Linked DNA regions of Mus musculus: region 1 is linked to region 2. Evidence: chromatin contacts called from ENCODE Hi-C or POLR2A ChIA-PET data. All regions are on one chromosome and are shown on one strand. The core of a region is the stretch at or near the end of the contact, and the rest is flanking DNA. Distances in the headings are between cores, read along the strand shown. Region 1 holds the start of Zmym6 (zinc finger, MYM-type 6). Region 2 holds the start of Tmem35b (transmembrane protein 35B).

Region 1 (6,444 bases), core at 1,689-4,188, 49 kb before region 2:
TGGAATCTAGAAGTAGTAAGCTCTAAATGCCAGTGTAGGGATGGACTTACTATTGAGGCAAAAGTAGGCAGGCAAAGAGCAAGGTTTCCTTCTTCTTTGTCATTACATAGGCTTCCAACAGAAGGTATGGCCCACAGTAGAGGCTTATCTTCCCACTTCAAAAAATTCAGAATTAAGGGTGTATTTTCCCAGATTATAAATGGATCCAGATTATAAGCAGATCTTTCCACTTCAAATTAAGCAAAAATCCCTCACAATTGTGCCCCAGTTTTTGGTTGTTTTGTTTTATTTCTGTTAATTCCAGATGTAGACAAGTTGAAAAGCACGAATAGCCACTACAGGTTTCTTCTTTAATTGCTTCTATACCTAATTTCTTGAGATAGGGTTTCTCACTGAACCAAGGATCCTCCTGTGTGTACACTCTCAGTGATAGGATATGGGGTATATGCTGCCACACCCAGATTTTATGTGCATTCTGAGAGTCTGAGCACAAGTCTTTATGCTTACATAGTAAGCACTTTACTAACTAAGCCATCTGCCCACTGAAGTCTGCTAGATTTAAACATTTTTTTTTAATTTTAAGTTTATGAATCTTCTGTCTGCAAGTTTATCTGTGTACCATGTGTGTGTCTGTTGCCCTCAGATGTCAGAAGAGGGCACTGTGTCCCCAGAAACGGGAGTTACAGGTGCTTGAAAGCTGCCATGTTGGTCCTGGTAACAGATCCCAGGTCTTCTGCAAGAATAAATGCTCTTAATTGCTGAGCCATCTCTCTAGCTCCTCTACTAGTCTTTGCCAGCTTCTTTCTGTAGGTAGAAAACTGAAGACTCATGGATTTTTTTCATCATAGCATTTCATGTAGTTCAAGCTGCCTTCAGACTTGTTATTTAGCTAAGGATAGCCCTGCTGTCTTCTGAGTGCTGAGATTGCAGGCACTCACCACCTCAGTTCAGAGGTTTAAAAATTTGAACCGGTTTTAAAGCAAATGTTTTATTTTAGAAAAACTCAATCAGTCAGGCCGTGATGATACATGTCTTTATTCCCAGCACTTGAGAGGTAAAGGCAGGTGAATGCCAACTGACTACAGAGTGAGTTCTAGGACAGCAGGGCTACACAGTATAACCATGTCTCAAAAAACCAAACCAAAACCCGGGTGTGGTGGCGCATGCCTTTAATCCCAGCACTCGGGAGGCAGAGGCAGAGGCAGGTGGATTTCTGAGTTCGAGGCCAGCCTGGTCTACAAAGTGAGTTCCAGGACAGCCAGGGCTATACAGAGAAACCCTGTCTCGAAAAACCAAAAAAAAAAAAAAAAAAAAAAAAAAAAAAAAACCAAACCTCATCAATCATACAGAGAAGATATTTTTAAAACATGAATTTAGTAACATTATACACACACACACACACACACACACACACACACATATATATATATATACTTGGTTTTTCAAGGCAGGGTTTCTCTGTGTAGCCCTGGCTGACCTGGAACTCATTCTGTAGACCAGGCTGGCCTCGAACTCAGAAATTTGCCTGCCTCTGCCTCCCAAGTGCTGGGATTAAAGGCTTGCACCACCATGCCCGGCAATAACGCTTTGATATTTAGTCCATTTTCTTCAGGGATATGGGACATGAGATGACACCCATGCTGCAGAAGATAAGCCCATGCACATGCAGACATCACTAAGTGGACCAAGTGGGTTTGAAAAGGCAGAGTGAATGGCAGGGGACAGGGGAAGGGATTTGATCAAAGCACATATGCATGCATAAAATTATCAAATAATAGAAAACAAAAACATACATTTTAAATAGAAACTATGTGTACTGTCTCTAATATTTGATTATAATTTATAATACCATGTATGGGTAGATTTCCTCTGGTGTTTTCACACAATTTTGTTTTGGTTGACCCTTCTCCTCAAATCAGAATCCTCCTGTTCCCATGCCCTTTAGTATCTTTCGTGCTCAGCCTTCTCTCATTTTAGATCTTTGCCCCTTAAGTGCTGGAGTCCAGCTCCAGTGGGGTTCAGGTTCACATGTGATGATTAATCTTATTAAATTGATGGGATTTAGAATCAACTTGGGGACAGGTATCTGAGTTTGTCTGTGAGGGATTTTCTTGGTTTATTGAGCTATGAGACTTTGTCCTGACTATAGGCCAAAAAAGAGAAAGATGGTTGAGCGCTAGTCATCTTTCTCCTATGTTCCTCAACTGTGATGCACATTAAAAAATGGAGAAGGGCATATACAGCTCCATCTAACACTTCTGAGCTTTGACATTCCTCCATTTCTCCTTCCAGCTTTTTCTTTTCTTTTTTTAAAGATTTTATTTATTTTATGTATATGAGTACACTGTAGCTGTCTTTAGACACACCAGATGAGGGTATTGGATTCCATTACAGATGGTTGTGAGCCACCATGTGGTTGCTGGGAATTGAACTCAGGACCTCTGGAAGAGCAGTCAGTGCTCTTAACCACTGGGCCAACTCTACAGCCCTCCAGTTTTTTTTTTCCACAGCCCTGTCTCTTTAAGAAGTCAATCATATCGGAAGTGAGAATGCTGGGACGGCTAGGTCTAGGGCATGATGGGAATAGAGGGCGGGAATGAAGGCCGGGAACGTCCAATTACCTCAGGTCTAGCGCATAAATAGGAGTGCGCACGCGCAGTTGTCAAGGCGTTGCGTTGCCATTCCTCAGGCGATTCCAGTAAAGTAATTTGTCATGGTCCCCACCTGAGACCTTGAATGCTTTTGTGCATTCTCCGACTGGCGTCTCATTGGAGGCGGGTGTCCTACCGGGCTAGAGAAAGCCGCTCAGGCCTGTGGGCTTGTGAGGGGGCAACGTACCACGTGCCCAAACGGGGCGTGGCCCTCCACGTGACTAGGCGCCGCAGGAAGTTCTGGGTAACCTCACGTGACAGGACCGTCCCCTTCTGGCGGGGGCGGAGTGGCAGCTCATCACGTGACCGGCGGCGGGCTGCGCCGCGGTGGTGCCGTAGCATCCTCAGGCTCGCTGCAGTTGGCGGCTCGCGCGCTCCGTTGGAGACTGAGTTCCTCCTCTGGCCTTTGGGGGACAGGCTGGGGAATTCTGGTTGCGAACGGGAACGCCGGAGAGCTTGCGACATTCAGAGGAGGGATACGCGCCTGTAGAGTGTTACAACTGTGGCAAGTGGTGGAAAGTTCTCGACCCGGCTTCGCAACAGGGTTTTAAAAAACCTGTTGTTTCTATGGCTGGCTGGAATTGATGACAGGCCTTTTGCGAGGGTTTCCTTTATAGCTTGGCTTACATTTGTACTACCGTTTGGGAATCTGAAGAGAGCCCAGACAGGGGTTTCTAGCAGCCATTCTCAACCCTCACAGGGTCGCATATCAAATATTTACATTACAATTCGCAATTAGCAAAATTACAGTTATGACGGAGCCACGAAATAATTTTATAGTTGGGGGTCGCCACATTAACCGAGTTTATGAATGTTGAGAATCACTGGTTTATAGGAAGACGTTAGGGGGAGTTGCCTCCAGAATGACCAGTTGGCCCACCTCTAAATGGGAACCTAGCGTTCTAGTTGTGATGACGTCTGAGGCTCTGAAGTGGCTTTAGGATGAGAAATCGGTTCTTATTGTTAGTGCAGGCTGAGGTAGAGGCAAAGGTGAGGCCTCACTTGGAGCAGACATGAGTCACATGTCAGTGTCCACACAATCAGAAATTAAGTACTGAGTCCAGCTGTCCACTTGCTAGGGTCCTCCTGTGGCGTGTTCAGCCAGTCTGTATCGCAACAACCTCCAATATAGTGAAGACCATAGTGCTTGTCTAAGACTTTTCTCATTGGAAGGTAGCTAATCCAGGAGCAAAAAGAACAGTTAGTCCTAGTCCCAGAAGGGTGTTGCTCAAATGCTCGATCCTGAAGCTATTAACATGTTAGTATGAAGGAAAACAAAACCCAAGTACCAATCCTTTATATTATGTTTTAGGCGTCATCTTAGTTTTAGATGGGATAAGAACTCGGCATAAGCACTTAGAATGAAAGAACCTTTGGATGGTGGATGTGACAAAGCAATGGCACAACAAGGGCTTCTGGACAGAATTAAAGAAGAACCTGATGATGCTCATGTAAGCATTTTCTTTTGACTTTCAAAATACTAAAAATTATTAGCGTTAGAATTGGTATTATTCCGGAGAATTGGAAATGAATGGTACTCAATGGTTGCTGGTTTATACGTTGATACAACCCAACTGATTAATTTTTTTCATGCGTTAGGTGAGTCCTATGGAGGCTGGGGGATATACGATTAAGTAGTAGAGTATATTCCCAGTGCTGTGAGTGCGCAATTGTCAGTGCTAGTCCAAAATGAATGGAGCCTCCAAACTTTATTCATTGGAAACTTACTCCTGCTTCAGCGTGATTGCTGGAGGGTGACCCTGAGAGGTAAAGATCCAAGTACAGGCTCTGTCATTACCAGGAGTGGCTTGGTTTTAAAAGCCAGTTGGGCATTTTGCTTGCTGTCTTGTTCTTTCTTGGGCACTCTCCTACCCTTTGCTACATTGTAATGTGACTAGAAGACTTGACTAAATGCAGCCCCCTTGTCTTGGAATTCACAACCTCCAGAGCTATGAGAAAATTTCCTTTCCTTCTAAATGACCCTGCTGCGTGGTTTTCTCTTAAAGCAAGATGAAAAGGGCTTAGACAGTGCGTTAATCAGGTTTTTAGTGCTTTAGATGAGAAAAGGTCATGGTAAGTGTGATATTTGTTTTTGTTAAAGAAACAAATATAGTGGCTGGAGAGATGGCTCAGTGGTTAAGAGCACTGGCTTCTCTTCCAGAGGTCCTGAGTTCAATCCTCTACAGTAAATCGACATGGTGGATGACAACCATCTTTAATGGGATCTGAAGCCCTCTTCTGGTGTGTCTGAAGTGAGCAGCACTGTACTCAAGTACATAAATAAGTCTTTAAAAAATATAGAAATGGTAATGATGATTAGGGACACTAATAGATGGTGTAATGTGTAATATGTATCGTATAGTAGAATGTGGCATTAATGTGATTATTAATATCATTGCATGCCTGAGAGTGTGCCATTATCTCGCTCACATCTCTGATACTATTATTTTACACATGAGGATGCCAGAACTCAAAAAAGCTAAGCATGTGTATGGATCAGTTAGTAAACATTAGATAGGGTTCAAACGTAGATAGTAAGATTTCAGAAAACATGCCCTTCCATATGTAGCTTGAGTCAAGAAGATTCAGCAGATCAGAAACTTACGAATTTTGATTTTGATTTTAAGAGCAATGGACATTATAGGGTTAGTGTGTTTTGAGACAGTCTCATGTAACCCAGGCTGTCCTTAGATTTACTGAGTAGCTCAGGGTGACCTTAAACTTCTGATCCTCTTGCCTTTGCTTCTCAAGTGCTGAAATTACTGGTGTGGGCCTCCATGCCAAGTTTTCATTGCAGGGACAGTAATATGAAACAGAACAATCTGGAAAGATCATTCTGGCTATTCCCTAAAGATAGATTAGAAACAAAAATAATCTGTGGAGTAGAGAGTCATTTATTTTGGCAATAATTTTTTTCTTTAACCTTCTTGAGCAGTTCTTTGTTTTATGATCTTTAGTTACTGACTTTATTGTAGAAACATAGCAATAGTATTTATTTAAGCATACCGAAAATTAATACATTAAAAGTAAGATTTAATGTCTCACTCCATCTCACAGCAGGGTTATTCCAGGGCAGAAGTGCCAGGTAGATTTGTCTTGCTTGTGAGTTCCATGCTGGCTCTGCTCTGGCAGTGAGCTGAGAAGGTTCGAAGGTGGTGTGTGCAGTGTGTGAAGTGAGTGAGTGAGTGGTGGAGGCCTCCAGTCTACTGACATCTCATCTCATGCTTACCTTCCCTTTAACTGGTAAATTGTTCCTCTTGCCTTATCCCCCGTAACCATTTGTTTGCCAAGTTATGTGGATTCTGCTTTTTAAATTTATTTTGAATCTAATTTCCATTTCCCCATTTTATCATTTTTCATGTGGAATGTCCTGCACCAGTCCTTTACTCGTGTGGCCCTCCAAACACCGAGGACTGCTGCCTTTGGAGTCTAGTTAAAAAATTACTTATTTACTTTTATTTTATGTGCATTGGTGTTCTGCCTGCTTATGTGTATGAGAGTGTCAAATCCCGTGAAACTGGAGTTACAGACAGTTGGGAGCTGCCATGTGGGTGCTGGGAATTGAACCCATGTCCTTTGAAAGAGGAGCCAGTGCTCTTAACCACTGAGCCATATCTCCAGCCCCCAGATTTTGTTTTATTTATTAAATTTTAAAATTATTTTATATGCTTTATTTTTTAATTTCAATACTGTTTTTAATGTGTGTGTGTGTGTGGAGATAAGAGGAGGGCATCAGATCCCTGACTGGAGTTTTAGGTGTTTGTGAACTGATTGATTGGGTCCTGAAGCTGAA
Region 2 (7,335 bases), core at 2,618-5,117:
TGAGTGCTGGGATTAAAGGTGTGCGCCACCACTGCCCACCTAGATTTTAAATTTTCTAGGCAGCATTGGTTCAAGCTGTGTTAATAGATCTTTATCCAGTTTTTCATAACACATTTGTTCATATCATATTATACATGTTCATATTGTAACAGTGATTCACATATTTCCTTTAGATTTACCTCTGCCAGAATGGAAGAGTGAAGAACCTGAGTCTCCACCGGCAAAAAGAAGAAGAGTAGACTTTTCCCAGACTTACAATGCAGAGTATATCAGATTCGGTTTCATTATCTGTTCTGGATCAGAGGAAAGTTCACCAAGCCCACAGTGTGTCATTTGTGGAGAGGTCTTACCTAGTGAAAGTGTGATGCCAGTAAGTCTTTCTAACCATTTGAAGGCAAAACATTCAGACTTAGAGAACAAGCCTGTAGACTTTTTTGAGGAAAAGTCACTTGAAATGGAATGTCAAAATAGTTCTTTAAAAAAGTGTTTACTAGTTGAAGAGTCACTTGTGAAAGCTTCTTATTTAATCGCTTTCCAAATTGCCGCCAGGAATAAGCCATTCTCGATTGCTGAAGAATTAATTAAACCATATTTAGTAGAAATGTGTTCAGAAGTTTTAGGTTCAAGTGCTGGAGAAAAAATGAAAACCATCCCTCTTTCTAATAGCACAATTGGGTGCAGGATCAAGAAACTGTCTGATGACATCGAAGATCAGCTGCTGCAGAAGGTCAGGGAGTCCAGGTGGTTTGCCCTTCAGGTGGACGAGTCGTCTGAGGCCACAGAGGTGCCGCTTCTCCTCTGCTATGTCCGCTTCATCGACTATGACCGTGGAGATGTGAAAGAAGAATTACTTTTTTGCACTGAAATGCCTTCTCCGAGCACAGATCTTGAAGTGTTTGAATTAATAAATAAATATATTGATAGCAGATCTCTGAATTGGAACCATTGTGTTGGTTTCTGTACTGATGGGGCCGCAAGCATGACTGACAGGTATTTTCGTTTAAGGTCAAAAATTCAAGAAATTGCCAAGAATACAGTGACATTTACACATTGTTTCATTCACCGTGAACACTTAGCAGCCAAAAAGCTATCTCCATGCTTACATGAAATTCTTTTGCAGTCATCACAAATTTTAAGCTTTGTAAAGAACAGTGCTTCAGATTCACAAATGTTGACAATTTTGTGTGAAGAGATGGGATCTGAGCATGTGAATTTACCACTTAATGCTGAAGTACGCTGGCTGTCGAGAGGGAGAATTTTAACAAGATTATTTGAACTGAGACATGAAATTGAAATATTTTTAAATCAAAAGCATTCAGATTTGGCCAGGTATTTCCATGATGAGGAATGGATTGCAAAGCTAGCCTATCTAGCAGATATATTTTCACTTATAAATAAATTAAATTCAAGTCTCCAAGGAACCATGACTACTTTTTTCAATTTGTATAATAAAGTTGACGTATTTCAGAAAAGGCTAAAAATGTGGTTGAAGCGTGCACAGGAGAATGATTACGGCATGTTCCCTCTGTTTTCTGAGTTCTTGGACTCATCAGATGTAAGTGTGAAAAACATTGCTAGCATCATTTTTGAGCACCTGGAAGGACTTTCTCAGATATTCCATGCCTGTTACCCACCAGAAGAGGACTTGCGTTCCGGAAACCTGTGGCTCACAGATCCTTTTGCCACTTACCACAGTAACAATCTCACTGACTCCGAGGAAGAGAAACTCGCCGTGTTATCTGCCGATACGGGATTTCAGTCAGTTCACAAGTCAATGTCTGTCACACAGTTTTGGGTCAATGCAAAGACAAGTTATCCCAAGCTCCATGAAAAGGCATTGAAGCTGCTGCTGCCCTTCTCAAGCACCTGTCTGTGCGATGCCACCTTTTCAGCCTTGACTGCATCCAAACAGAGAGACCTTCGGACTTGCGGTCCCACCCTAAGACTGGCAGTCACATCATTAGTTCCAAGGATAGAAAAGTTAGCAAAGGAGAAAGAGTAGTATCCGTATTGCTTATCATCAGAGTGTATAATTTTGTGTTAAATTTTGTATAAGTATCCTAAAATACAATTTGCTAATGTATCTGTATTTTCAGTGATTAAATGTTTTAATATTTTTCCTTTGTTGTACAGGGATTTAAGAATTGTGGAACTGAGCATAATTATATGTAATTTTAATAACACAAGGGAGAAAATGTAGCCTTTATGTTGGTGATTGTTCTTGAAGTTTCAAGAGGAAATGTCTTGTTTACGGAGTTCCCCAAGAGACCAGGCCAACCCACTTGTCCCAGTACACCAGTTAGAGGTGAGCAGTGAAGGGCAGAGCAAGACTGGGCTGGGAAGAACAAATTGTGATTCATTGACCCCACCCACCTCAGCAGTTTTTGTTTTGTTTTGTTTGAGACAGGGCCTCTCTGTATAGCCCTAGCTATCCTGGAACTCATGTCAACCAGGCTAGCTTAGAACTCAGAGATCTGACTACCTCTGCTTCCTGACTGCTGGGACACAATGCCACCTTAGTTTGAAGGACTAACTGGGACTCTGAAATATCACAGGAAAAGGGAACAGTGGAGGGTTGGGCGCCTGACAGTCGGACTTCTTGGTAAGGACAGTCGTCTGATTGATGGTTCTTTCAGTTCTAGTTTTGCAAATGGTTCCCACTTTAGGGAGCAGTTTGGTTTTAGCCTCATCACTGTGGCATTTGCCCCATTTAAGGCCTGGTCTGCTCTGCCAGACTCGCTGCTGCTTGGAGCTGGCTTTGCTTCTTCACTGTCATTATGCTTTTGGGTGAGTTTTGTCTTTCCAAGGTTATCTATCACAGGAGAAAGTGACTCAGGGGAAAAAAAGTGACAAAACAGAGTTAAGTTAGGCCAGCAACCAGTACCTTCCTGCATGACCAAGTAGGCATGTGCACTTTAAAAACATGAGCAGTTTTAGTCACCAGCCATATCGCCAGCCCTCCGAGAGTTATGTAGATGGAAGCAGATCCAAGTACGTGGCCAGTAAGCATGAACAGTGGGAGGGTTTGAGACCATAGGGCTTCTTTTGGACCCATAGACCAGGGCTTGGGAATTATTTTATTTTATTTTATTTTGAGACTGGCCTTTGCGATATAGTCCTCACTAGCCTAGTTCTTGCTGTGAAGTTCATTCAACTCTGGGCAGTCCTCAGGCCTTATCCTCACTAGTTGGGGAATTACAGGCACATCATGCGTGGCAGTAGCCAGCTTTCATGAAAGGTCAGATAGTATTCAGTGGCTCAGCCATAGATGGTATACAAATGGATGCAGGTCAACACTTTCACCCTTGTACCCCGAGGTGTTAGTTTTATATAATTTTCAATTGTTGTGAAAATTCCTTGAACATTGCTTAATCATTTCTAGAATGTTATTATTTTCCTTATGGGTGTGTGTTAAAAAACTCGACAACCGGAAAAAATTGGTCCTCTGTTTGCCAGTGCAACCAAGTAAGGGATTCTTTAAATATCTTTCTCATTTTTCTTTTGGTTGAGCAATGGGAGGGGCAGGTATTTTAGGCATAGGTGGACCAGAAAAACTTACAGTTACTGCTTTATTGCTCATTAATTGTAGGGTTCACTGATTTTCTAGTAACTTTCTGAAGGCCATTGTGCAACTTCCATACAGCTGCAGACCCAGAGACACTCAGGGAGTTGGGTGGTGTCAGATTCCTCTAGCACGGGTGGGTTTGAAGGCCAGATCGCGTGGACACACACCCGATACTCCGCACCCTCCACAATGAGTACAGCCTGTAAGGAAAGGCCTCAGTGGGCGGGTCTTAGCGGAGGTGGCCATCAGTGGGCGGGGCTGAAAGTTGGGCGTAACCGGGTGGGCGGGCCGGACCGACTGTAGTCTTCCGGTAGGGAGGAAGAGTCGTCCAGGAAGGCGGGCGCTGCTATGTCGTTCAGGGTAGGCGTGTTGCGGGTTCTGCTTGGCGTCTTCTTCGCGCTCACCGGGGCTGCCAAGCTCTTTCAGGTCTCGGCCCCCGTGTCACAACAGATGGTGAGCGGCACCCGGGGAAGGACAGTGTGTGCTCGGTTCCCGGGGGCTTCATGCCTTCGGGCTCGAGGCCGCCTGGGCCTTTCCTCCTATTTTCTACACCTTCTCCAGGTGGGAGGGCACGGGACTTAACTGCTGGCTGAGCATGTTGTCCCCAGGCCGATTTAGAGTTGGAGAAGTGATGGGACTCAGGAGGTCCAGGAAGACAAAGTGAAAAAGTGACCTAGCACCCCTCTCCACCCCACATCCACCAACCCATTGTTCCAGGTTGGGGAGGCAGAATTTTACTTTATTTGGTTTTTGTTTGTTTGTTTGAGCTGGTCTTCTGAATGTGTCCCTCTGGCTGGCTGGCCCGGAGCTCACTCAGTGTAGTGGCTGGCCTCGAACTTGCAGAGATCCACCTACCCCAACCTCCAGACTACTGGGATTAACGGCTTACCTACCTTAGAAATCTTTTTTAAGCTTGAAACTAGTCATGATGGTAAAATGTAATTTACCAAAACATTACACAGCTATTCAAGCAAGGCTCAAAGTAGACCAATCTAACTAGACTCCTCAGTGTCCCACGCAGCCTGGGACAGAAGCATAGAAGTCACTGACTGTAGTTCCTTATCCCGAGAGGGTCTACCAGCAGTTTCCAGACCCTCAGAGAAGCCAGGCTCTGTGGAAGACCCCTGTTGCCACCTCCCAAGCCTGGGTACTACTACGATTTTCTTCTCCTTTTCCTCCTCCTCCTCTCCTCCCTTCCTCCTTTTTTCTTCTTCCTTTCCTCTTTCTTCTTCCCCTCCTCTCCTCCCCTCCTCCTCCTCTTTTCTTCTTTCTTCTTCCCTAAGATGGTGGGTTCTTTAGGATAGATATGGTAAAAGCCAAACAGCTTAAACTCTCTGCAGGTGTGTCTCATGTGCGGCCCTTGGACCACATACACTCCAGGATAGCTGTCACTGTAGCCCAGCATAAAAGTGTAAATTTAAAATCCGTGCTTTTTTTCCCCCTTTCAATTCAGCTGTGGGGTTCTGGAGCAGCTCTGTAGGTGACAGTATGGAGCTCCCTCCTTGGAAGCCAGAGTAGGACAGGCAGGGCTGCTGTTGGACCACAGGAAACAGTCCTGAGGGTGGAGCAGGCCCAGGGAAGGGTCTGAGTAGGGTGTGTTACACCCCCTCAGCTGTTCCTTGTGTCTGCCACAGTAGAATCAGGACCTGCATAGAAGATGGAAAGTGTCAGTCATTCTCTAAGGAGTCTATCCATCCCACCTGCAGATATTCAGAGAGAAGAGAAACTAGACCTGGCACAAAGAGAATCTGTAGCCCTTCCTAGGCCCTGGCCCTAGATGGGAAAGCCAAGCCCTGCTCCCTTCTTCTGGGATTTGAGCTGGGTTATCATCTATGGAGAGGTCTGGTTAGGACATAAAACCGACTACACCTGAAGCCCTTTTTCACACGGGCACGTCTGTTCCTAATTCCAAAAGCCAGCCCTATAGGTCAAGGTCAGCCCCTCCTTACCGGGCTCTTAAACTACTTGTAGCAGTTTTGTTAAGGGAGCCGGTTATAGGCAGAGGAGGTCTCGGTGGTGCCTTCAGGCACTGCATTTTCTGATAAGTAGTACTGACAGGCGTTCCCTACCACTCGTAGAGAGCCTTGTTCGAGCAGTTTGCTGAGGTGTTTCCATTGAAGGTGTTCGGCTACCAGCCAGACCCTATAAGCTACCAGACAGCTGTGGGATGGCTGGAACTGCTGGCTGGGTTGCTGCTGGTCGTGGGTCCACCTGTGCTACAGGAGATCAGTAACGTGCTCTTGATCCTACTCATGATGGGTAAGGGGGCAACTGGGCTCTCCTGGGGATGATAGAAAAAAATCAGCGGTTTTTCCTTATGCGGTCCTCTCTTTTCTGGGACTGGGAACACTTCCTGCTTTGCCACAGCTTCCCTAATTTTGAGACCAGGAGTTTTTGAAATGCCTTGTACCATATCCTGGACACTGTAACACTGTCACATGCTTTCCCCATGCTGTCTGTGGCTGCAGTGTCCCAGGGTAAGCATGTAGCATGGCCTCAAGAGCTCCTACTCTCTGATCAATGCTCACTGCTGTAGGGTGTGTAATAGCAGTTACCACTTAATGTATAATGTGTCTGTGGGTGCTGGAGCAGCCAGCAGGAAAGCTGGAGTCCCTTGACCGGAGAGGCAGAGGATTTCTCTAGAAGGCACTTTCTCAGGAGTGCCACCAACAAGAGATGCCAGTGTACAGACAGGTCAGCTGCTGCTGCAAAGGCTAGACACCCTTGTGCTGACTTGCGTGCCCTGGCCAGGGTCACGTTATTGCCACTAAAACATTCCGTGTGTAAAGCTTTCCTCATTTTCAGATCATTAACACACTTTTTCCTCAAGCCCTTCAGCCCCAGTTTGAATCCCTCCAGTAGATTTAGGATTATTAAGAAAGAGGAGAGGGAAAGTTAGTTTCCACATCCCAATCTTCCCACTTTGACTCTCCCATGCTCCAGGGCATACATTAGCTCTAGAGGCTTCTATTTCTTTGTCCTGCTTCCTGGAAGTGGTGTAGAGGGGTGATTAATTGGGGTCAGGGGTCAGGGGTTGGTGAGCTGGAATGGGTCAGCCTGGGCCAGAATCCCTGAGTTCTTGGATCCTCTGGGCGTCTTCCTTTCTGTTCTAGGGGCTGTCTTCACTCTGGTGGTTCTGAAAGAGCCACTGAGTACTTACGTCCCAGCTGCTGTCTGTCTGGGGCTCCTGCTGCTGCTGGATTCCTGCCACTTCTTAGCTCGTACTAAGGGAGCGGTCAGATGCCCGAGCAAGAAGATTCCTCCTGCACACGGCAATTGAGTCTTCAGACCATGTAGCTACCACGGCAGGAACAGTCACAGCACACCATCTACCACTTTGTCAGGTCCACAGTCATTCAGTGTAAAAGAGCTGTCTTGTCTAGGCCTCAGTCTCCCCTAATAACTATGTTGCTCTGTTTTGAGGGCAGCATTAATACTTTTCATGTGACATGAAAACAGGAAGTAAGTGGGAAAGAAGCTAAAACCACTCCAAATTCTAATGCCCCATGAGTAATCTTCTCAATGTTTTGGTGTGACTGTGCCTCGCCATCTTTTTCTATGATTATATAAAGATGCATATTTTTTTAAATGAAATGAGACAGTATAGCCTATTGTCCACCGTTAAGATCCAGAGTTCTTTAACATGACTCATGTTTTTATTTCATCAATGTTCATGGCTTTTACTCTGTTCATCATGCTGAGGATGAAGAAGTGGCTGAAGCGCTAGGAGCACTTGCTGCTTGTGCAAAGGGCCTGGGTTCAGTTCCCAG

Evidence for each region. Hi-C counts contacts between places; a loop is a spot of excess contacts on that map. ChIA-PET counts read pairs that join two places held with the same protein, here RNA polymerase II (POLR2A).
Region 1: a loop to region 2 is called in a map of heart, with 2.0 times the contacts of the local background. The contact joins the promoter of Zmym6 here to the promoter of Tmem35b in region 2. A Hi-C loop is called at or near these places in 1 of 37 maps with a recorded cell type or tissue (heart). POLR2A ChIA-PET finds 5 or more read pairs at or near these places in 2 of 5 experiments (Patski and embryonic stem cell).

Annotation. Positions count from the first base shown.
Region 1 is chr4:127,074,445-127,080,888 of GRCm38, forward strand. Zmym6 (zinc finger, MYM-type 6) reads left to right here and starts at 2,939. Exons shown (of 14, transcript NM_001285885.1): 1 at 2,939-4,102. The coding sequence starts at 4,013.
Region 2 is chr4:127,122,176-127,129,510 of GRCm38, forward strand. Tmem35b (transmembrane protein 35B) reads left to right here and starts at 3,868. Exons shown (of 3, transcript NM_001099319.2): 1 at 3,868-4,018; 2 at 5,644-5,824; 3 at 6,679-7,335. The coding sequence starts at 3,914. The coding sequence ends at 6,845. Zmym6 (zinc finger, MYM-type 6) reads left to right here. Exons shown (of 14, transcript NM_001285885.1): 14 at 174-2,199. The coding sequence ends at 2,002.